Regions from separate parts of the Homo sapiens genome. Here region 2 is linked to region 1. Evidence: read pairs that join two places in POLR2A ChIA-PET (ENCODE). Cell type or tissue: OCI-LY7. All regions are shown on one strand. Links, peaks and the distances in the headings refer to the core of each region. The heading gives the core; the rest is flanking DNA.

Evidence for each region. Peaks named below come from ENCODE experiments on the same cell type or tissue, not always from the same donor. Only the 100,000 strongest peaks of a DNase experiment are listed, where the experiment ranks them.
Region 2: POLR2A ChIA-PET joins it to region 1 with 5 read pairs; 4 of 35 experiments call an interaction of 5 or more read pairs at or near these places.

Annotation. Positions count from the first base shown.
Region 1 is chr11:121,366,558-121,378,518 of GRCh38, forward strand. No RefSeq gene overlaps it. Among named protein-coding and RNA genes, the nearest start is that of SC5D, 80 kb to the left of the region's middle. RefSeq lists enhancers at 899-998, 1,039-1,138, 5,507-5,566, 6,064-6,841. In OCI-LY7, for the core only: no CTCF peak of the experiment used is centred there; DNase peaks (open chromatin) are centred at 5,664, 6,744 and 7,914; H3K4me3 peaks cover 2,436 bases; H3K27ac peaks cover 2,500 bases.
Region 2 is chr11:121,490,038-121,501,998 of GRCh38, forward strand. It overlaps SORL1 (sortilin related receptor 1), which reads left to right. Exons shown (of 48, transcript NM_003105.6): 5 at 6-73; 6 at 6,832-7,012. Among named protein-coding and RNA genes, the nearest start is that of SORL1-AS1, 43 kb to the left of the region's middle. RefSeq lists an enhancer at 8,102-8,602. In OCI-LY7, for the core only: no CTCF peak of the experiment used is centred there; a DNase peak (open chromatin) is centred at 4,834; H3K4me3 peaks cover 1,649 bases; H3K27ac peaks cover 2,500 bases.

The sequences.
Region 1 (11,961 bases), core at 5,466-7,965:
ACACCTTTCCCTCCTAGCTCGTCCTAGATCTCCAATGCCGCTGCCCTGGTGACGAGGAAACACCTTCTCCACTCCTACCCTCATCAGCACAGACTCCATTGCAGCTTCTGCCCCAACAAAACACATACAGGCAAGTCTTACTGAATGCATTATATATTTAAATAAGTGTTAGCGTCCATTATTTTACTGAATCATCGCAATTAAATGAGGTAATTACTATTATTATCCTCATTTTACAGATAAGAGAGTGAAGCCCAAATTAATTAATATACCTAAAGGCACATAGCTAGTAAGTGGTAGGATGTGAACCTAGGGTGGTTCAAATCCAGATTCCTAATTCTTAACCCCAGTGCTTGGTTGCCTTTACATTCTTAGCCACGCGGCCTCCACAAATTACTGCGTCTTCTTTGTACCAGAGGCAACTGTTATGTTGTGTTTTGGAATTCTCCACATTCTGCCCTCTGAGGGCTGGAGACGGATCAGCAGCTTGTAATCCATCAACAGCTTGGAGACTCTTTCTCTAGCAATAAAATCATAGCTCCCACTCCCTGCAGGAAGCCTTCAAGACACAGCTCTCGGGTTCTGTCTTCCCTGGCTCTTGAAACAAAGCCGTTGAAGTGGCTTCCTCCAGGCTCACAGCCAGGCAGTGGTCCACTTGCTTTCTTAATAGGATGGCTGGGGCCCTAATCCTCCAACACATCAATCAAATGGCAGTCAACTGGAACAGTTCATATAAGTAGACACTTTGTACTGTCCTTCCCTTGGTCTAGCCAAATTTGAACTCCTAAAAAGCTCTGAAAGAGGATGGTGCATATCAACTGTACTCAGAATGGTGCTTCTCAACCCTGGAAGCATTTTCAAGTTAACTGAGAAGCTTTTTCGAAAATATCAATGCCTGGGTCCTACTACCCAAGCCTTGAGACTTAATTAGACTGGAATGGAGCCAAGTACCCAGTGATTCTGAAAGCCCAGCTTTAGGACATTGCTGCGGGTCAGCTGCTACGAATATCTTCTAAACTTTGCAAGATGGTTTTCTGTCCCCCTTGGGAAATTTAAGTGGCCTTTTGCCAATGAGAAGGAGGTAACTGTTCATTTTAAAAGAAGCTACTTTCACTTTCCCTTCCACATGTGAGACAGAGAACCCCTGTGGACTGGTGTCTCATGAGAACAGAAACACTCCAGCTGAAACCAGAATGGTCTGCCTTGGTCGTCATGGCTGAAAGACCTGTACTGAGGGCGTGAAGCAGAACCCCCTTTATTAGCCAGAAGAATGAGTATAGAAATGGTAGGCTCTGGGGGCTGGATTCTGGTAATTGGTCCTATTGGATGGACTATCTTCGGACATTCCAGAAACAGAGCTGTCCCCAAAATCTTTAGAAAAAAAAAATGTTGTCACTCTCCCCTGTAATTCATTCCTTGGTCTCACAATACTTGGAATCCAACAATTTTTTTTTTCCCACACTTAATCCAAATGCATCCTGTTGCAATTAAACTTCAGTTGTCTTGCTTGTCCTTGTTTAAAACAAAGGACAGCTGTTCTCACTTGCACAAAGCTCTTGAGGACTGAGCAGAGGATGGTGATAGAGGTAAATACAGCATTGTCTGACCTTGGTTTTGAGTAAACGCTCAGGTAAAATTTTTCTCTCCCTCCAGTATCCTGAGGAGCTAAACAAAAGGGCATCTGAGTTGAAGGTCCTAGATTTAATTCCTGGAATGAATAATGGAGACTTGGGGTTATTTGTTACTGTTGTTCATCTCCAGTTTCTTCATTTATAAAGTTGAATAAAATTGTATTAAGGAAAAGCCACATCTAATGAAAAAATCATCCTCATTTGCATTCATTTTCACTGCTCCTCCATCCACCTCCCACCACCAATAGCTGCACCTGAATTTCCTGAACCAAAAGGAAGGAAAGATGAAGCCAGTGTGTGAGCTGACTGTTTTCTGTAACCTACAGAAACTAGAACAATGTGAGCAGCACAAGGCTGTTGCATTGAAGGTCTGGGAATTTTTTCCAAGAGACAAGTTTGGATTGTTTGTGGGTTGATGAACTGAACAGAGGTAGTTATCTGAGAATCTTAGGGGACTTACCTCAAGTGTCATGTTTCTGTTGGTTTGTGACTGTGCAGTCTGTGTTAACTGCTTTGCCGTCGTTCCCAGGACTTGGAAGGAAAAAAAAAATCCAACCTGCTTGGTGGCTAATCATTTGAAGAGAAGTCTGCAGTCTGTTAGGCAGAATGTCTCACTTCTTTCCCCCTCTGCCCTATTGCCATGCTATTGAGCTGTGTGTCTCTTTCCAGTTTTCCCCGTTGGGCTAGCTCTGTTTTCAATGTTGTCTTCGGCAAATTACCAAAATAGAATTTATGATTCATTGACCCAAATTATGTTCCCACTGACAATATCTGCAGAAATTCTGTTCAACAATAGCTTGCTGACTTTACAGAAAACACACATCACTCCCTGGAGTTCACCCGCCCCAAGAAGACCAACAAAAAAGCAAATTAAATCTTATCTCCTCGGAAGTCCTTGATGAAGAACATCCTGGTCTTGGCAATTCACTGCATATTTTCAAAAAGCGTTCAGAAAGCAAGATTGTTAGGGTTTTCTGTGAATTGCAGTTTAATCCCGAGGCATATATGAGAGACCACTCTGTATGAACAGCAACCTTTTATTTTCCCCTAAACCACAATGCTGACATTAAGATCCTAGACTTACTCTGTGTTCTGAGCACCTTAAGGCATCACAGGCATTTATCTCAGTGGGTAATTATCAATCGAGGCAAATGACGAGACAAGCGTCAATCATTTTGGGAAGTTTATTTGCCAAAGTTAAGGACTCACACTCTGGAGACAGGTCTATGCCTTTTCTCTGAAGATAATTCTGAGGGCTTCAAATTTAAAGGAGAAAGGGCAGGATATTGAGAAATACACAATTTTCATGTAGGAGGGGGGTGGGGGAAAATAGTCATTCATGCCTTTGTCTTGCTCAGTGAATCTGCATTTTTACATAAAATAACATAGATAATAAGGCAGAGGAAACGATCAGATCTGCCTTTGTGTCAGGTGGGCAGAAAGGATGACTTTGAGTTCCGTCCTATGTGGCCCTGCACCTGTGAAGATAAGCCATCGATTTGCATTGTCCTGGTGAATTTTAACAGAAATGCTTTGGGGTGAAGATCTTGGAGGCCACAAGGAATTTCCCTGTGGGCAAAGTATGAAGGAGGTGTGTAGCTTTTCATCTTGTAGTCATCTTATTTGGGAACCAAAATGGGAGGCAGGTTTTCATGGCCCAGTTCTCAGCTTGATTTTTCCCTTTGGCTTAGTGAGTTTGAGGTCACAAGATTTCTTTTCCTTTCACATCCTCCACCCCCAGCTTTTCTTTAAAATCTTTTGGAGAAAGCATTTTTAGAAGGAAAATGTGTCTCTGATCTCAGGTTGCTTTTCCCTTTTTCTTTATTTTTTGAGCTGGTTCCTCATCACTAGGATGGTTTACTCCTACAAATTCAGGTCCTATGTTGCTAGGAAGGCTCCTTCCTAGGAAGTCATGTCCCGCATTGCTAGGAAGACTCATTCCTGGGAAGTCGTGTCCCATGAGGATAAAAATAGGGGGAGGAAAGATGGAAATGGAAAGAAAAATATAGGGACCTAGGCCAGATATATAGCAACGAAGGGGTAGCAAACCTGGAAGCTGGTTCAGGCTATACTACTGCCTCCTTAATTAGAGCAATTCTTTGAGCAATCATTACTCTAGCTCTTTTGGTTGCATGTTGACTTATTTGCACGCACATACCATAACACCATTGTAAGCAAAAACAGGACAAAACCCAAATTATTCTCATTACAGGCAATAGCTTCTGTCACCAAGTTCCCCAGGACCCAAACCAGCCAACCTATCAATCAATAAGTGAGGGTTTTGGATCTGACAGGTTAGTTATCTGGGTTTTTATATCGGTCATAAGTCGGGTTATGTTATTTGATTTGTCTGGAATATAAACACAACATTCGGTTTTTATAATGGTGCAGGTCCCACCTTGGGCTGCAGTGAGTATGTCTAAGGCCATACAATTTGGCCGCACAGCTTTCCTCATAAGGAACTCATAAGGAACTTTCGTCATAAGACCTCATTTTTTTTTTAGCAAAGAGATACTCATGCAGCTGTCATTTAGGGCCTTTTGGGTGTAACTTGTTAGGGCCTTGTATTAGTCCATTCTCAAACTCCTATAAAGAACTACCTGAGACTGGGTCATTTATGAAGAAAAGAGGTTTAATTGACTCACAGTTCTGCAGGCTGTACAGGAAGCATGGCTGGGGAAGCCTTAGGAAACTTACAATCATGGCAGAAGTGCGAAGGGGAAGCAAGCACCTTCTTCACATGGTATCAGGAGAGAGACAACAAAGAAGAGTAGGGCACTATCCATTTTCGAAACAACCAGATCTCATGAGAGCTCATTCACTATCACGAGAATAGCAAAGGGGAAAACCTCCCCCATGATTCATTCACCTCCCACGTGGCCCCTCCTCCAACACGTGGAGATTACAATTCAACATGAGATTTGGGTTGGGACACACAGTCAAACCGTATTAGGCCTCTATATACCATATAACATCTTCAATACCTATTTGTGGTACAAAGATTGAAGCTAAGTGATCATACCATTGGAATACCGAATGTGTCCAGCAGGATTGTAAATGAAAAAGATTTGCTGGTTTTGGTAGGGTCTGAATTATTCATCCTTGTGTGCAAGTATAACCACCTAGTGAACTTCATCATAACATCCTGGAGGTAACCACAGCCATGTTAGTGCCACATAACCCTTATGTCCCATTTGGAGGTAGCCAATAAATACCTGGTTGCCGTACCCAATTGGTGGCATGCCAGTCTGTGTCTTGTCATATAATAATGTGGTCACAATGTTCTCCAGGTATCCACCCCATATCTCTTCTACTGTTTGGCCATTGGTCGTTGGTGTGTTTTCCTTGTTCCCAACATAAAGGAGCATTTCGGCTAAGCTGACCTAATGAAGGGGTGAGCCACAGAGTCCCATCCCAAATTTTCATTATCCCATTTTGAAAATGAGCCATTGTTTGGGGCATAGTTGTCACCTTCTCTTTTAGCTGGGGAGATGCTAAAGTGAGAGTTAGTGAGCTGATCCTTTCCATTAAAAAACATTTCCCCTGTCTCTTGCTCTTAATAGTGTTTTTAATGGGTCAGTTACTTATATTGTCTTTTGTTATGCCAGCACTAAGGATACCAGACTGTTTCTGTGATGTAATACATTTTTGATATTTTATCCAGTTCTGCCATTGGAAGACAGATATCCGCCATGGCAGGCTGGAGCCCCTGGAAAGAGGCATGAGTCCGCATATCCAGCAGGCCTCCTTTTGTAATCTGTATGCATAATCCTGAGCCCATTGCAGAAACAGGTTTGTTTCATGGGTGACAGTGGGTGGCAGTGGCAAGAAGGCGTAGTGACATAGGAGAAATAAAAGCAAGGTTGTGAAATTGATTTTAGCTACTAAAAGGACATTAAGTCAGACAAGGCAAGTGCCTTGTTCTGTGTAAGACAGCAGTTGCCAGTATCTCTAGGACAATAGTCATAATAGCTATTATAAAATAAGCACAGGTGTTCTTTTGTATACAGGCCTGGCCCTGTGTCTTGGGTTTAAGCAGTCCACAACAGCTGTCATCTGCTTCTAGTCCTGAGTCAAAGTTCAATGTTTAGTGAGTCGAAGGCAAAGATCCTTGGCGGGAGTCACTGTCCACTCAGGAGGTTGTGCCTTTTTTAAGATGAGAGATGTGAATCCATGAGTCTATACCCTCTAATTTTGTGCTACATGGATTGGCCAATAGTACCTGGTATGGCCATTCCACTGGGGTTGAAGGGAGTCCTTCATTAAATGTCTTTTCCAGTAGACAAAGTCTCCAGGCTGCAGCATATACCTGGAACCCTATCTTCAGGCTGTGTGCTGTGAAAGGAATTCTTTACTGAATCTTGTTTTTTTTTTTTTTTTCTTAAAAAAAAGATGATAAATGAAGCACAAAAACTGCAGGAACCCTACAGTGTCCTCCTTCTCCACATCTTCCAGATGAGAGGCTGCCACCAGGGTTACTAGGGAACCCATAGTAAGTAGGGTCTTGGGAGTTAGACCCCCTACTACCTTCTGTTGAGTGAGTGGCAGACAAGGAAGTGGGGGGATGGTGGACTGGAACATGCAGGAGAAGGAGGGAACAGATCTGGTTCAGGAAGTTCAGAGAGGTCAGGGTAGAGGGGGAGGTGGGGGATCTCCAAGAGGAAAGGAAGGGATTTAGAGGATTCCTTTAAAAGAGATAAAACATTAGAGAGTCTTTGGTTAGCACTTCTGAGTTGTTTGTTGGCCTCCTGTGAGGAGGTGAGGTGATCTTCCCCGCCTTTGCTACTCTCCAGGTACCACTGAAAGTAGCTCTCCCATCCTGGTTGTTTTTGTGCCTGTGTTTTCCATCCTAGTTCACAGGTATGCTAATTTGTGCATCTCAAAAGATCCCCATCTAGGCCATGGTAACTTGGAGTCTGCTTTGGTTATAAGGGTCCACTTGGTTAAACATTTGCATGACAACTCGCCATAAGTATTTTGCAGGTACCCGGCTGGAGTTTCTAAAGGTGGAGCTTTATGTTGCACAGCTGCTGGGTTTTAGCCAACCTAGAGGTCTTGTTCCCCATAATTTACTTTCTTTTTCAGATTTACCAAGTCAGGAAGTGTCAGACCCAGGGTGTTCTGCTTGCAGACCTAGCTTTTCAGGGCTGTTACTCCCTGAACCAATTCGATCCACCTGTGTCATGGCTGTGTGGCACAGTGTGTCGGGGCTCAAGGTGCGGGAGGGGTCAGCTCCGTATATGCACCTGCCAGCTGAGATTAGGCTCGAAGTGTGTTCTTCTGAGGGGGTAACCTACTCAGAGCCGCTGCACGTCTTAGGGAGCGTTCCCCCGAGACCCTCTCATATGATTCTCAGTTGCCTGAAAATGCCCTGAAAGGCTGAGGGGAGCATGGTGCTCTTATTTCTTTGGAGTGGAAAATTCCACACTCATAAGCGAGAGGGGCTTCGAGTTGGTCAAATCTAATAAGAGAAGGATGAAAACATACAGAAAAACCCCCGAATAAGACAGAAAACAAACAAACAAAACAGCTAAGCAAAACAACGATCACACAAATTATACATTTCTGAGTGCTCTAAATGTAAGGAGAAATTAAGACCAGCTGGTTGTTAACACTAACTTTAGTCATTAAAGAGAATTTGCAAAACAGAATCCCAACTCAGCTCCTTACCTACTGATGGGGCCCAAGCTGAAGACCGCTCTCTGCCAATGCAGAAGCAGACAAGCCCACCTTCCGTGAGAGAAGCAAGTGGAAACTCCCAGCAAAAAGGAGTTTTCCCTAACAGCAAATTAACCTCAGACACCCAACTAAAAATGTTGGGAGGTCAGGGATCCCTGCAGGAAAGAGGCCCTAGACCTTGGCAAATTGTCCTATCGGTGTGAGCTATAAAGAGCCCAAGCCAGTACCAAGTACTGACAGGAGGGCAGCCGCAGGCCTGGGCCACCTTTACTCAGGATCCCTCCGTTGTTACCAGATGTCAATCGAGAAACACGACAAGACAGGTCTCACTCATTTTAGGAGGTTTATTTGCCAAAGGTAAGGACTCACACTCTGGAGACAGGCCTATGTCTTTCTCTGAAGATAATTCTGAGGGCTTCAAATTTAAAAGGGAAAGGACGGGATATTGAGAAATACACAATTTTCATGTAAGAGGGGGGTAGGGGGAAAATAGTCATTCATGCCTTTGTCTGGCTCAGTGAATCTGCATTTTTACATAAGATGATATAGACAATAGGGCAGAGGAAATAATCAGATCTGCCTTTGTGTCAGGTAGGCAGAGGGATGACTTGAGTTCTGTCCTATGTGGCCCTGCACCTGTGAAGATAAGCCATCAATTTGCATTGCACTGGTGAATTTTAACAGAAATGCTTTGGGGTAAAGAGCTTGGGGCCCACAAGGAATTTCCTTGTGGGCAAAATATGAGGGAGGGGTGTAGCTTTTCATTTTGTAGCCATTGTATTTGGGAACCAAAATGGGAGGCAGGTTTGCATGACCCAGTTCCCAGCTTGACTTTTCCCTTTGGCTTAGTGAGTTTGAGGTCACAAGATTTATTTTCCTTTCACAATATGTATGGTGTACAATAACCAGGCTCTGTCTTGGATTTCTCTTGCCCATGATCTTAAAGAGGAAGCAAAGTAATCTGAAAAGCCAAGAAACTAAACATATTTTACTTCCCTTGAGAGGTCAACTTTTTTCTTAGTGATTTTTGCTTTTGTAAAGTTATCTTAGAATAAAAAAAGTGAAATTTAAAAGCCTAGTTCGTCAGTGTTGGAGCTCAGAAAGCAATACACCAAAGACTGGCACTTTTACATGCTGAGAGGCCTTTGAAGCTGCCTCAGAATCAAGGTTCCTCTAACCTTGTCTTATTGTCCACTGTTTCCCAAATCCTTCACTGGGTACAGGGAGAGACTCTCTCTCTCTCTCTTTGGACTTTCCTTATCTGAATAAGAAAGCAAGCTTCTTTCCAGAAGAAATGCAATTTTAAGACCCTCTCCCTAGGAATCTCATCAAATGACCAGCAAAGATCAACCACCTAAGAAGAGAAGAGACTGGAGTCATCACTACACCCAGACAGACTTTTCATAGAATTTTCAGAGAGCACCTCAGAGAGATTACCTGGGGGACTTTATCTGCATGATAAGACAACCTTTCTTTCTGTGTGGTTCTGCCCCTCACCTTCCCAAAAAGAATCATTTACTAATAATTGTCCTCATTGGGCCTATTCATTCCCCCATTATCTTCTCCCCTATGAAGGGGGCATTTATGTCTCAACCATCTGGCCTCTCTTTGAGTTCAGATTTTGTATGACTCTCATGCATACATGTGCATGTAATAAATTTGTTATGCTTTTCTCTTGTTGACCTGTTTTTTATTATAGGGATGTAGGCCATAACACTTTATGATGGGGAGGAAAGGGATCACCCCCTTTCTGCCCTACATCAGTTTACAATCTGTTTGGCAGAGATAGAATCCTCAGAAAGCAAGATAGAAGCATAGAAGATGAAGTAACCAGACGCCACCCTGCCTCCTCCAGTGAATGCAGCTACAAAAACTGAAAAGGGCTGGGCTTAATGGCTCCTGCCTGTAATCCCATCACTTTGGGAGGCTGAGGCACAAGGATTGCTTGAGGCCAGGAGTTTGACACTAGCCTGGGCAACATAGGGAGACCCCACAACTACAAAACAAAAAAAAATAGCCAGATGTGGTGGTGCACGCTTTTGGTCCCAGCTACTAGGGAGGATTGCTCGAGCCTGGGTGTTTGAGGCTGCAGTGAGCCGCGGTCACACCACTGCACTCCAGCCTGGGTGACAGAGTAAGACCTGTCTCATAAAAATAAAAAATAAAAATAAAAAAACAGAAAAGAATGCATGGAAGTTATTTGAGGATGCTGAAAAGTAAATGATAGCAGGTGGATTGGGAAATAAGACCAAAATGTGAAATATCACAGAACCAGCAGTAAGTTGTTGTCCCCCACCCTTTTTCTCCTTGGTATCCTCTGGCCTGGATTGAAGGTTGCCTGAAAACTGTGAGAACCAGAAAGAGACAGAGACTGTTCCAGGAGAGGTCTGCTACTTCTGGCTAGAGGAAACAGAAAATGGGACTCCTACCACTTAGGGGAAGTGGCGGCAGCAGTCGACTTTTCTTCTGCTTTTTCCTCCATTTTGTTGTGCTCCAGTCCCCATACAATCCTGAGGTGGTTGTGGCAATGGCAGCAGTAGGGCCCACGTGGACCTAAAACTCTGATGAAGAGGAACCTCCCTCTCTGATTGGGAGAAGCTCTGGTCCCAATTTCATGGATGCACCCCTGTTAGTTTTCTCTATCTCTGTCCTTCTGCCACCTGGCCCCAGATGCAGGCACACTCATAGAAGTATGCAGCAGAGTGGGGCAACTAAGCCCCAGCTTTCTGACTGGAGGAGCAAAGAGTGGAACCACAGGGATCTAAAAAGTACTGGGGAGATCACAGAGAGGGAAGAACTTGAGAAAGTTGTTTCTGAATTTCTGAGCTCACCCACAAGGTGCACATGGATGGATCTGGCCCTAAACAGAACACCCTAGACCTTGAAAACTGAACTGTGGTCTCAATTCACTGCTCCATCCAGATTGGTCTCTGGGTGGTATACATGTGGAGACAGCATTTAAAGGCTTTCAAAACTGTACTGACATTGGAAGCACACATAGAGAAGTGTGGTTGGAACATATGGCTTGAACCCCACCAGGCTGACTGCCTATTAAACAAAAATATAAACCCTTTCCATAAGGTTTAAATAAGACTCAGGCCCATAATATAATATCGAAAATGTCTAGAATGTAATCTAAAATTATGTGGAATATAACAAACAAATCTTGCACAGGAAAAGATAATCAGCAAATGTCAACCATAAGATGACACCAATGTTGAAATAATCAAACACATTGAAGAAGCTATTATAAAAATCCTCCAAGATGTAAGGTTGAACAATTTTGAACCAAATAGGAAAATATTAAGCCTTAGCAAAGAAATAGGATATATTTTAAAAAATAACCAGATGCAAATTTTACAACTAAATAATATAATAGTTTAAAACTTTGTAAAAACATTTTAGTTGGGCTTAATAACAGAATGGAGATGACAAAGGAAAGAATTAATAAACTTGAAAATAGATCAATAGAGGCCAGGCGTGGTGGCTCACGCCTGTAATCCTAGCACTTTGGGAGGCTGAGGCAGGTGGATTGCCTGAGCTCAGGATTTCAAGGCCAGCCTGGGCAACATGGTGAAATCCCATCTCTACTAAAATGCAAAAAATTTGCCAGGCGTGGCAGCGTGTGCCTGTAGTCCCAGTTACTCAGGAGGCTGAGGCAGGAGAATCGCTTGAGCCCAGGAGGCAGAGGTTGCAGTGAGCCAAGGTTGCACCACTGCACTCTAGCCTGGGCAACAGAGCAAGACTCTGTCTTAAAAAAAAAAAAAAAAGAAAGAAAATAGATAAATAGAAATTATTCAATTATTCAATCTGAAGAACAAAGAGGGGAAAGATGAGGAAAAAAATTAACAGAGCCGCAGGAACATATGAGGCAATACCAAAAGTCTAAAATTTATGTCATTGGAATCCTGGAAAAGAGTAGAAAGAATGATGTATAGGAAAAAAAGTTTGAAAAAATAATAGCAGAAATGTCCCAAATTTGGTAAAAGACATGAATGTGTAGATTCAAGAAGTTCAGCAAATCCCAGAGAGCATAAATTCAAAGAAATCCGTACCAAGACATATTAAAATCAAATTGCTGAAAACTAAAAAATAAAAACATCTTGGAAGGAGAGAGAGAGAGACAGAGAGAGAGCATCAGGAAATCAGGAAATAACACAGCTAAGACAAAAAACCAACAAAATTGAAAACAGGAAATAGAGAAAATAAAAGCTATTTATTTTAAAAGAGCAATAACATTGATAAACATCTAACAAGACTGATAAAGAAAAAACAAGGAAGTCTGAGGTTATTCATATCAGGGATTGAAGAGGAGATATCAGTACAGACCCAAACAGACATTAAACAGACAATCAGTAAGGGAAGACTATAAACAACACTATGCACATACATCTAACAAACTGCCAAAGCTTACCCAAAATACAAAGACCAATCCAGGACAGCTGGTATAGTTTAGTTTCTTTAACACAGCAAGGTCATGACAAAAAGGCAGGGAGAAGAGACCATTCTATATTTGAAGATACTTAAAAAGAATAATTGCCAATACAATGATTGAAACTTGATTGGATGCTGATTTAGGGGAAGAAAATCTGTCGTAAAATATTTTGAGGAAAATTTGGGGAGAAACTTTGATCATGGACTAGATAGTATA
Region 2 (11,961 bases), core at 3,336-5,835, 120 kb after region 1:
TGCAGCTGTGGAAGTCAGATGACTTTGGCCAGACCTGGATCATGATTCAGGAACATGTCAAGTCCTTTTCTTGGTAAGTTGTGTCATCTAAGAAATCTTGATATATGTAACCTCCTTTCTCCAGTTCTAGCTCCTTCTTGGTGGACAAACTGCCCTCCCCTGAAATGTCCAGCATTTATTCAGGAAATACATTTTTCCAGATCTGAGAATTAGAGCTGCAAGTACAATGATCTCACTGTGGGAGAGAGTTGGGGGGAGGAGAAAGTAAGGTATTTATGAGAGGAGTGGTAGAGCTTTTGCATTTTTCAATCAATCAGGGAACCCAGGGGAATCTTGAGGCCCTTGCATGTTTGTAGAGTTTCATTTTTAGAGCATCATATTAGAAGTGGGAGTTTTTCTCTATATAAAATTCATGCATTTCGCTGGGTGCAGTGGCTCACGCCTGTAATCCCAGCACTTTGGGAGGCTGAGGTGGGCAGATCACCTGAGCTCGGGAGTTCAAGACCAGCCTGGCCAACATGGTCAAACCCTGTCTCTACTAAAAATACAAAAATTAGCTGAGCATGGTGGTATGTGCCTATAAATCCCAGCTACTTGGGAGGCTGAGGCAAGAAAACTGCTTCAACCTGGGAGGCAGAGGTTGCAGTGAGCCGAGATCGCATCACTGCACTGCAGCCTGGGCGATACAGTGAGACTCTGTCTCAAAAAAAAAAAAAAAAAAAATTCCTGCATTTGTTCATAACATTTTCTTGAATGTCTGTTAAATATAAAACCTACTAGATTCTTAAGGGTATAAGAAATTGAATAATTTATGGATATAGTTATTAAGGAGAGGTAAGGAAAGACATTTCAGGTACGTAACACACATTGTGAAAGAGGCACAGAGGTAACAGACATAGTATGAGAAGCTAGAGAGAGGATTTATCCTTCCAGATGGGAGGATCATAAACAGCTGTGTAGAGGAGGTGGCCCTTGATCCAGGATGTGCACAACAGGTAGGATGTCCCTGTGTGGAGGTGTGGAGGACAGGAATTCCAGGCAGAGGAACAAAGTGACTTGCCAAAGGCACAGGGATGCGCCAATGTGGTGCTTGGGTAGAGAACATGAACTCTTAATTTTGGACAGTGTATTGGGTGAAGTTTTGAAAGGGAAGTTGGTATTAGAATCTGCATCGCTTGATAAAGGAATTTGGGCTACATTCTGAAAGCAATGAGGTACCCCTGTAGTTTTGTGAGAAGAGGAGTGAAATAAACAGGCTGTACTTCAAGAAGTACTTCTAGAAGTAAATAGTAATATACTTATCGTAATTTACTATTACAGTGATAAAGTAGTATAGGATCTTGAATTATATGAATTTGTACATGTGCAGGCAAATGTGTAGGACAGATTTCTAGGAGTGGGTATGCTGGGTCAGTGGGTTTATCTAACAGCTATCCATTCACTCACATGGATGACTGATAGATATTGCAAACTTGACCCCTCGCAAATTGACTCTTGATCTTCACCACCCCAAATCAGCTCCACCTATAACTTTTCTCATTTGCTCAGGCCAAAATCTTTGGAGTCATCGTTGATTTCACATTTGTTTTATGCTTTACATTCATTCTATCAGGAAATCCTATTGGCTTCACCTTCAGTATATATCTAGAATCTTCTACTCAGGTACCACTTCTAGTGCCAGCCTCCAGTGTCATTGCTCATTAGTCTCCCAACTAGTCTTTCTGCGTTTACTCTTGTTTTTCTATCATTAATTCTCAGCATGTGGTCAGTTTGAGTCTATTCAAATAAATTAGATCATTTTGTTCCTCTGCTTTGAACCCTTTAATGCTTCATCATTTCTCTCAGATTAAATGTCAGATACCTTCTTACCACAGGGAACAGGATATTTGCAATTGCTGTTTTCTCTGCCTAAAATGCTGTTACCAAAGATATACTTACTGCTTACTCCCTTACCTCATTCCAGTCTTTGCTCAAATAACATCTTCTAAATGAAGCCCACCTCATTTATGCCCACCTTAGGATCCTATTTAAAATTGCACCTGGCCAAGTGCGGTGGCTCATGCCTGTAATCCCAGCACCTTGGGAGGCCGAGGTGGGTGGACCATCTGAGGTCAGGAGTTCGAGACCAGCCTGGCCAACATGATGAAACCCCATCTCCACTAAAAACACAAAAAGTAGCTGGGCATGGTGGCGGGTGCCTGTAGTCCCAGCTACTCGGGAGGCTGAGGCAGGAGAATCGCTTGAACCCGGTAGGTGGAGGTTGCAGTGAGCTGAGATTGCGTCACTGCACTCCAGCCTGTGCGACAGACCAAGACACTGTCTCAATAAATAAATAAATAAATAATAACTGTCTCAATGAATGAATGAATGAATGAATAAAAATAAAATTGCACCTACTCCCCCATTACTCCCAATCTCCTGTACTGTGTTCTGTTCTGTTTTGCAGAGCACTTTACCACATTCTAATATACTATTATTATGCTTATTATTTGTCTTTCTCCCTTCAATAGAATGAAAGCTTCCCAAGGGCAAGGACTTTTGTAAGTTTTGTGCACTGATATATCCACAGTGAATAAATCCTTAAAATTGTAACTTTGGTAGAGAGTGCCAGATTTGATATAGAAAGTGTCAAGTTTGCACTCATCTCAACAATATAGAATAGTGTCTCCCTCCACAGCCAATGTGTTAGGGAAGAAATATTATCTCTGTGGTTTAATTTGCATTTTCCTTATTATGAGTTAGAACATCTTTTAATCTGCTTAAGGGTCATTTTTTTTTTTTTTTGAGACGGAGTCTTGCTCTGTTGCCCAGGCTGGAGTGCAGTGGCGTGATCTTGGCTCACTGCAACCTCCGTCTCCAGGGTTCAAGCAATTCTCTGCCTCAGCCTCCTGAGTAGCTGGGATTACAGGTGCCTGCCACCACGCCTGGCTAATTTTATTTATTTTTATTTTATATTTTTTAGTGAGAGTCTCACTCTGTTACCCAGGCTGGAGTGCAGTGACACTATCATAGCTTACAGCAGCTTCAAACTCTTGGGCTCAAGTGATCCTCCCACCTCACCCTCTCAAGTAGCTAGGACTACAGGCATGTGCAGCCATCCCTAGCTAATTTTTACATTTTTTTGTAGAAAGGAGGTCTCCCTATGTTTCCCAGGCTGATCTCAAACACCTGGCCTCAAGCAATCCTCCCACCTTGGCCTTCCAAAGTGCTGGGATTATGGTTTGTTTTATTTATTTGTTTGTTTGTCTGTTTAAGTATGACCAGGCTGGAGTGTAGTAGCGTGATCTTGGCTCACAGCAACCTCTGCCTCCCGGATTCAAGTGATTCTCCTGTCTCAGTCTCCCGAGAAGCTGGGATTACAGGCACCCACCACCATGCCTGGCTAATTTTTGTATTTTTAGTAGATATGAAGTTTCACCATGTTGGCCAGGCTGGTCTTGAACTCCCAACCTTAGGTGATCCACCCACCTTGGCCTCCCAAAGTGCTGAGATTACAGGTGTGAGCCACCGTGCCTGATCTCATGCCTGTTTTCTATTTGATTATTAGTCTTTTCATTGTTGGTTTCAAGGAGCTCTTTATATATTCGAGATTAGCCCTTTGGCTGTGATATGAGATAGATCGTATGTGTGTGTATTTATATTTCTATCTCCTAGTTTTTCATTTGTTTTTAGACTTTTACTTGTAATTTTAGTCCTCATTAAGTGTAATGGTCCCAGAAGATGTAGATACTGCCTTTGTTTCTTTTAGTTCTCCATGTAAAGTGAAATGTCTTTTAGTTGGTATTGCTTCCTTAGTAATAGAGGTAAAGATGGAGCTGGTATGTTGAGGAGCCTTACAGCTGACCATCATCAGACACCCATAGATTCTGTTTATGTTTCCACAGAGGGTAGCTGTTTCTGACCCTTTTGTTATTTTCCTTGAGCAAAAGTTGTGGGATCTTAGTGAAATTATAACCACAGTCTCATCCAAGGACACCCTCTGCTCAAGGAGAACCATTAGAACTTTCTTCTGCTTTATTTGAATTTTAAGGGGAAAAATTGTTCTTTTATCTGCTTAAGAAACTATAAATTAAGAGGGCAAACCAGCAGAATTACTAGATAAGGGAACATACAATTTAGAAATTTTAAGTTCTAAAATCATATTGTACCTTCTGCCTCTGTGTAGATATACAGATATCCTGGGAGAAAGGACTGGTTTATCTCATTGAAGCTAATGACATGTCGGTTAGGGGATTTTAGGCTATTTGTGGGATTTCTCCCCCTAGGTTTCCCCATAATAAGTGAAAGCGTAATCTAGTCTCTCAGAATAATGATATACATTTGTTCAACAATGCTTGGCGAGTTGGGAGCAGCAGGAGTGGGAAAGCTAAAAATTTACATGGTCCGGAGCTTGAGATTGGCAAGACAGAACAGTGGAAGACCTGGAGGGGGCTGAGGGGACTCAAAGATACCCTGTGGAGCATCATTGAGGGATTTCAGGTGAGGCCAGGTGAGGCTGGTGACTGCTCAGAGATAGAGCAAGGATTGGAATTTCTCAATGAGGACAAAGACAATAGAAAGTAGGTGTCAGTGAGCGTAAGACATTGGAAGTCTAAGTGATTGCAAAGTATGAGAACTTGTAGGTGGAGCAGCTTGCAGAAATGGGAGGTCCAAATATGGATTACGGAAGAAAATTGGGATGAAAGTCACAGTTCTTTCTATCTCTAGGTGTTGGCTGCTGCTTTTGGCTAGGAAGGAATAATAGAGGTGAGCTGGGTCTCAAAATAGCTCAATAAAGGTTCCTTCCTCTCTGCCGTTTTAAAAATACCAAGCAGCCTCATTTTAATTTGCATATCCTCTGGCTAGAGGAAGTACTTTAATCAGTACTTCTAATTGTGGAAAAGAAGAGAACATGCCACCACCCGCCCACACATGCACACAGAGGATCTGATAATGAAGAATAGTGTTCTCCCACACTAGGACCAAAGCTGCTGGTTTCTCCGTTGCCCTAAGAATCCAGATTGTAGGGCAAAACTCAAGTCTTGCTCCCATTGTAAAAAGAAGCTCTTTTTTCTTTGTTTTTTCAAGACAGGGTATTGCTCTGTTGCCCAGGCTGGAGTGCAGTGGCACAATCATGGCTCACCCAGCCTCAAACTTCCAGGCTTCAATCCACCCACCTCAGCCTCCTGAGTAGCTGGGGCTACAGGTGTACGCCAGCATACCTGGCTAATTTTTTTAAATTTATTTTTTGTAGAGGTGGAGTCTCACTATGTTGCCCAGGCTGGTCTTGAACTCTTGGGTTCAAATGGTCCCCCTCCCTACCCTGGCCTCAGCCTCCCAAAGTGTTGGGATTACAGGTGTGACCCACTACATCTGGCAAAAGAGGTTCTTGTTTTTCTGTTTCTTATTTTCCTTTTTGGGAGGGGTGGGGGGAATATGCTCTTGACAGTATATCTCTGAAGGAATTTGACACGATTACCTTCATTATTCTGAGAGCCATCATGCATATGGGATTGTATAAGGGCAGTTACCTAACTGAGGCCTTCTGCTTTTCCTTGAGTCATCACTCTGTATTCTCACTACAAGACTATCTTCCCGACTTTACCATTTATTTTTTCCATTTGCTGAATGGTTCCCATGGCCTTGGTGTTCTTGAGAATGTTAGGAGACCTGGAGCAGATAAGTTGTCCTCTGAGCTGCTGTGTGGGGATTCTTGGGGGATCACTGGCTCAGAAGTTCTTCTCCAAGGTAGTTTGGCCTGGTCATTCTATGTTTTCATTTTGGATTAGCTTCTTGAATTGCCCCACAGATCCAATGCAGAAAGTATCTCTTCAGCTAGGAATACTATAGGGTAAAATGAAATCTAAGACATGGCCTTCCGAGGCATCTATACTGTGTCTAGGAAGCTCAGACAAATACATAATGGTGAACAATAAAATACAGTGTCTAAGAGGCATTACTGCATAAAGGAATAAGACTGATTCTAAAAAATCACCCAACTAAAGGGGTTTTATACCTTTGTTTGGAGTTCAAACTCATGTAAAAGGCTTGGAATTGGATGCTGCAGAGGGATGTTATTGCTAGTGTTGGGAGAAGAGAGGACAGCACTGAGGAAGGCTTCCTGGAAGATGAAGACTTGAACTTGATGACAGAGGAGAGTAGGAATTGGATGGAGGGATCAGAGTGCGTGCAGAGGGCATCTCCTCACGAGAGTGTGGTGTTTGCAAAAGCACAGTGGGAGAAAGGTGCCCTCCCTTTCTGAAGGACATCAAGGAGATCAGTATGTTTGAGAAAGAGTTTGTGGAAGAGCCTCATGGGAGACGAAATGCACAGGCAGCTCCAGATTGCCTAGATCCATGACATTGGTAGGGGACAGGGCAGAGACAGGGCAGCGTCACTTGGAAGGATCAGGCTCAGAGGTTCATGGTGTGGTTTCTCCAGTAATGTTCTTCAGAGGATGTAGCACCTTGGGAAAACTCTCCTTCATTCCTCTGAGATTCATAACTTTAGACCAGAAACTTGCTTATAGCTTCAAGCAGTCCCTTGCTTATTAATTTTGAAACATTTTATCTTGTACTACTACTTTTTGCTCTTCCTAAGCAGGGCAGGGTTGCCTTGAGCTAAACCCAGGATGCTTTGAAAACAACATAAAACACCTTGCAAATGGCAATTTGTCCCCTCTATCCTGAGTCAAGGAGTAACCAAAGGGATATGTTTGAGGCACAGAGAGTATGATCTGTGGGTCACACCATGGTAGGCCTAAACTCTAGTTGATTATCCCATTGCAAAACTTCCATGCCTCTAGTAATTAAATGTGCAAATGATAACAACCTTTTTTTTTTTTTCTGCCAGGGGAATTGATCCCTATGACAAACCAAATACCATCTACATTGAACGACATGAACCCTCTGGCTACTCCACTGTCTTCCGAAGTACAGATTTCTTCCAGTCCCGGGAAAACCAGGAAGTGATCCTTGAGGAAGTGAGAGATTTTCAGCTTCGGGACAAGTACATGTTTGCTACAAAGGTGGTGGTAAGTTGAATGTACTAAAGAATAAACTACTTTTGAGTTTCCTTTGTGAAGTTTGGCATTCTGTGATTAAACAGGTGAGTTTGCATACACAGGAATTGGAAGGATGTGCTTGGGACAGATTGACTGAAGGGATCTCAACATTGACAACATTGACGAACATTCCGAAAGGGCTTGGCAGGTGCTAGGAAGTCAGAGGAGTGGAGAGGCCTAGGACAAACACTCAAAGTGGCTCTAGGCTCTAGGAATTTGGTTGTTTCCTGGTAGCCAAGCATCCTTGACAAAGACGTATTTCTTTGAAATCCCAATGAAAAGAACAAAGAATGGAGAGGGGAGGGTGGCTCAGTGGCTTCTTTCCTTTAATCCCACTGCCTGATTTCCTTTAAACTTATGCTGATTTCTTTGAGATTTTTCAACACATGTCAATTTACATGGCTAATAGGATGTGTAGTCATTGGCTAGTGGGAGTTAATGCTCTAAGAAAAGCAGTAATTAAGCTTCCAGCTGTCAGTAAGTAGCTTAACTCTCAGCCTTTGGGAAAATCTTCCCCTTGATTTGATGTGTTGGAGCCAGATGCCGAAATGGTGGGCTTGCTCATTCAAAACCAGAGTTGATTACTTAACAGGACTTGTCTTGAAATTGTATTGAGTTCAGTCTTTATCACCCTGGTTGTAAAGGAAAAAACCAGGCCCAGTCAAGGGCAGGTGGGGCTCTTATTTCTGGGAGGCTACTAGCTTGCTTTCCTGATGGTGCCCTTCCCTTGTTGACTCAGGGTCTGTTGAAGGCCTTTGCTAACTGGGAGGTTACTCTGTTGTCTTTCACTGTTAACCTTAGAGACTGAAATCAGACGTAATCTTTTCCTTCAGATTCTCATTTACTTCTATAATTGGTAGCAGGCCAGGTGGAAGTAGGTCAACCTTCTTAGTAGGATTTTAGGGTCAAGAGAGGATCTCCCCAGCAGGAAAAGCAGGGAGTAAGGACAGAATGAGAAGAGAGATGTGGGTGGCTAAAGGCTAGAGGCATTTCCAGTTACATACCTTGCAAAATGTTCTGAAAAACCATTAGCCTATGGCAGTTTTTCTTGTCAGGCCATTTGCATTGACCCATAGACATTGGTTCAGTGCCTTCCTGCCTTGACTGTTTCTTTATCTTTCTCTTAAACACACATGCACAAATATGTACAGCAGCCCAGAAACATAAGCATCCTCGAATGGCTTTGGGCAGGGATGGGGTGATGGGAACACACAGATAAGAAATCAGGCCCAAGCACTGGTGCCTTGTGACATCAGTTGGACAGTCTTGAGTTTTCAGTATGGTCTAAAACCTTGTCTTCAGTTCTCCAGGGTTTATAGGCCTTTTCTGCCTTAATGCCTTGGGCCTGGAGTTATTGTGTGATTTTAATTCTGAACTCTAAAACACATTGACTGACTGCCTGGTTTGTCCTCCTTTTTGCTTGAACCAGGGCAGGATGGATAGCTGTTGTGCATTTCTCTTAACCGGGTTATTTCTAGGTGTCACGGTCGAGAGTTTAAGTTATATCCCAGCTGGGCCGGGCATGGTGGCTCATGCCTGTAATCCCAGCACTTTGGGAGTCTGAGGTGGGTGGATCACTTGAGGTCAGTAGTTTGAGACGAGCCTGGTCAACATGGTGAAACCCCGTCTCTACTAAAAATACAAAAATTAGTCTGGTGTGGTGGCACATGCTTGTAATCCCAGCTACTCGGAAGGCCGAGGCAGGAGAATTGCTTGAATTTGGGAGGTGGAGGTTGCAGTGAGCCAAAATCATGCCATTGCACTCCAATCTGAGCAACAGAGCAAGACTCTGTCTCAAAAAAAAAAAAAAGTTATATTCTAGCTGGAGCTTTCTGTGCCCTCCATTCTAGTCTAACAGCTATGTCTGTTCTCCAGATGTATCTGATTTACAGAGTGCCTGTGGTGAGTTTTTAATTAAACCTGGCCAGTGGTAAGATTAGGGGTCATGTTTGTTTTGATCTCACCGATACAGTACCCAGTGCCTTGCGCTATGTTTGATACGCAGCAGATGCGCAATAGAGTTGAATGAATGCCATGTTTGCCCACCTAATTTAAAAAGTAGTCAATTTTTAGAAATTTGGTGGGAGACGTATTAAATTTTTGGTACTTTTATAGGCAATTCTTAACTCTCTGTATGGCTTATTTATTTATATGCTGTTGGTGGCAAAATTGTAGTTATGAGCTGGCTCCTCCTTCTGCACATGGATGAGCCACCAGATTCCAGGGTCAGTGGTATTAGTGAGAGGATGTAGGTAAGATGAGTTAGGCCACCACTGAGAGGTGTTTCCCAAATTGTGGTCTTAGGAGTACCCACGTCAGCATCAGGCAAGGACAGTTGTTACAAGTGCAGATTGCAGGGCTCAAATGCACTTTTCCCCAGATCATCCCAAGGTTGTCTAACAATCACCAGTTTGAGAAACTCTGCCCTGAGCCTTCTACAGGCAGATGCTTCAAATGACAGAGTTGTACTACTGTCTAGGGAATATTTCTCAAGGGATGGATTGATGGGAAAAGAAACACAACTGGCTGTGGATAGCACACAAAATATGTGCTTTCCTCCTTTTTATTACATCAGACTGCTAAACGACAAGGATAAACAAAGTTGGCCTCGGTCAGATAATCCCCTCCCAGTAAGAGTGTTGAAACCTGCAAGTGTAACTTTTTATCTGGGGTCTGCCTAGCTCTAAGGCTGCCTGAGCTTGGGAAATTCCAGCTGGCTTTAGTGTTAAATGAATTCAAATCAAATTGGGAAAATCAAAGAACTGATTTTAAAGCTACAGAAAGCTGGTTTTGCATGATTAACTCTTTTGCTTCCTTCCAGCACCATGAATGATTACAGTCCTTTGCAAGCTACTGTTTCAGCCCCCTGGCTTCTGGACTGGAGCTGGTGTCCAGGTCTTCAGAACCTCCTGGTACCCTGTTGGCCTCGCTCTGGCTTTATAATGTGCTTTGTATTTTTTGCCCTTAAGTTGCCTTGTTTAATTTTTATTCCTTGCTTTTTGACATGAAGTTCACTTATTTGTCTTCATAGTGTACATCAAAATGATAGGGCCATTAAAGAAACAATGAGGTTCCTCTGTGATTTGTTAATTTGGTAATATACAACTGTTAGGCTCTTTCAGTAGATAACAGTAATTGCTGAAAAGCTTGAGGTGGGTCAGGGTTAGCTACTCCCCTACAACCTCACAACCTCATAACCTCACTACCAGATTAAGATTATCATGCAAGCCAGGCCCAGATATTTCTTGCACAAATGTGTATCAGTAAGCAAAGACATGATCTGTGGACTTGAAGTCTCTTCTGTGACCTTACAGATGATGCAGCCACCCACGCCTTGCATGCTGCAGACGCTGTGTTCTAGAGTGGATGCTAGGAAACTATGGCCCACCACCTGTTTTTGTAAATGAAGTTTTACTGGGACACAGCCATGCTCATTGCTTATTTGTGGTCTAAGGTTGCTTTCATGCCCAGTGGTAGAGTTGCATAGGTACCTATACAGAGGCAATATGGCTCCAAAAGCCTAAAATATCTATTATCTGGACCTTTACAGATAGTTGTCTGACTTCCTGTAGTTGCTGACTATGCTGATAGTTGTCTGTTACCCCTTCAGTTGGCATCAGGTAACTGGAATCGCAATGTCTTGACAGGTCCCAGGCATTATCCAGAAAAGTATAGGTTATGGGCCTCTCTAAATTGTTATGCCCTGTTAATGACAGGATGGTATCTTTAGAATATTATGCCCAATTCAAGTATTTTGATGTCACACCAGTCTCCCAAGTGAGGGTCCATGTGTATTTTCATGATTCTGACTAAGCAACCACGAATTTCACTATTGAAAACCAATTTTCAACCTTAAGCTAATTTGCTCTCTAATGTTGATCAGAGGTAACAGAACAGTTTAGTAACTGCTACAGGGTGTTGTGGGCTTCTAGATGAGAAATCAGCTGACAAAACTGTGTTGTGAATTATAGGATAACTGACCCAAACCAAACTACTTATAAATTATTTTAACTATGTTACTTAAATGTATAAGCACCCAATGCTTATAACTCTCATACGTGATCAATAAAACCCAGATATTTACAGATTAAAAATAAAACTATAACAATACATTTAAAATTAATATTTGTTACAACTGTGTTGAGATACAATTCACATTCTGCAAAATTTACCCTTTTTAAGTGTGCAATTTAGTGGTTTTTAGTTTATTCATAAGGTTATACAATGATCATCATTACCTAATTCCAAATATTTTTATCACCTCAGAAAGAAACCACATACCCATTACCATTACTTCCTTCTCCTCCCTGATGCTGGTAACCACTAACCTAGTATCTTTATGGCTTTTTCAATTTTGGGCAATTTGTGTAATGGAAATCATACAATTTGTGACTTTATTAGTCCATTTTCATACTGCTATGATGAAATGCCCGACACTGGGTTATTTATAAAGAAAAAGAGGTTTAATAGACTCACAGTTCCACATGGCTGGAGAGGCCTCACAATCAAGGCGGAAGGTGAAGGAGGAGCAAAGGCATGGCTTACGTGGCGGCAGGCAAGAGAGTGTGTGCAGGGGAACTGCCCTTTATAAAACCATCAGATTTTGTGAGACTTATTCATTATCATGAGAACAGCACAGGAAAACCCGCCCCCATGATTCAGTTACCTCCCACCAGGTCCCTCCCATGACATGTGGGGATTATGGGAGCTACAATTCAAGATGAGATTTGGGTGGGGACACAGCCAAACCATATCAGTGACCTTTTGTGACTGGTTTCTTTCACAGTATAATGTTTTCAAGTTTCATTTATGTTGTAGCATGTATCATTACTTTAACCATTTTTAATGGCTGACTAGTATTGTAATGAATATAACACATTTTATTTATCCATCTATTAGTTGGTGGCCATTTGGCTTGT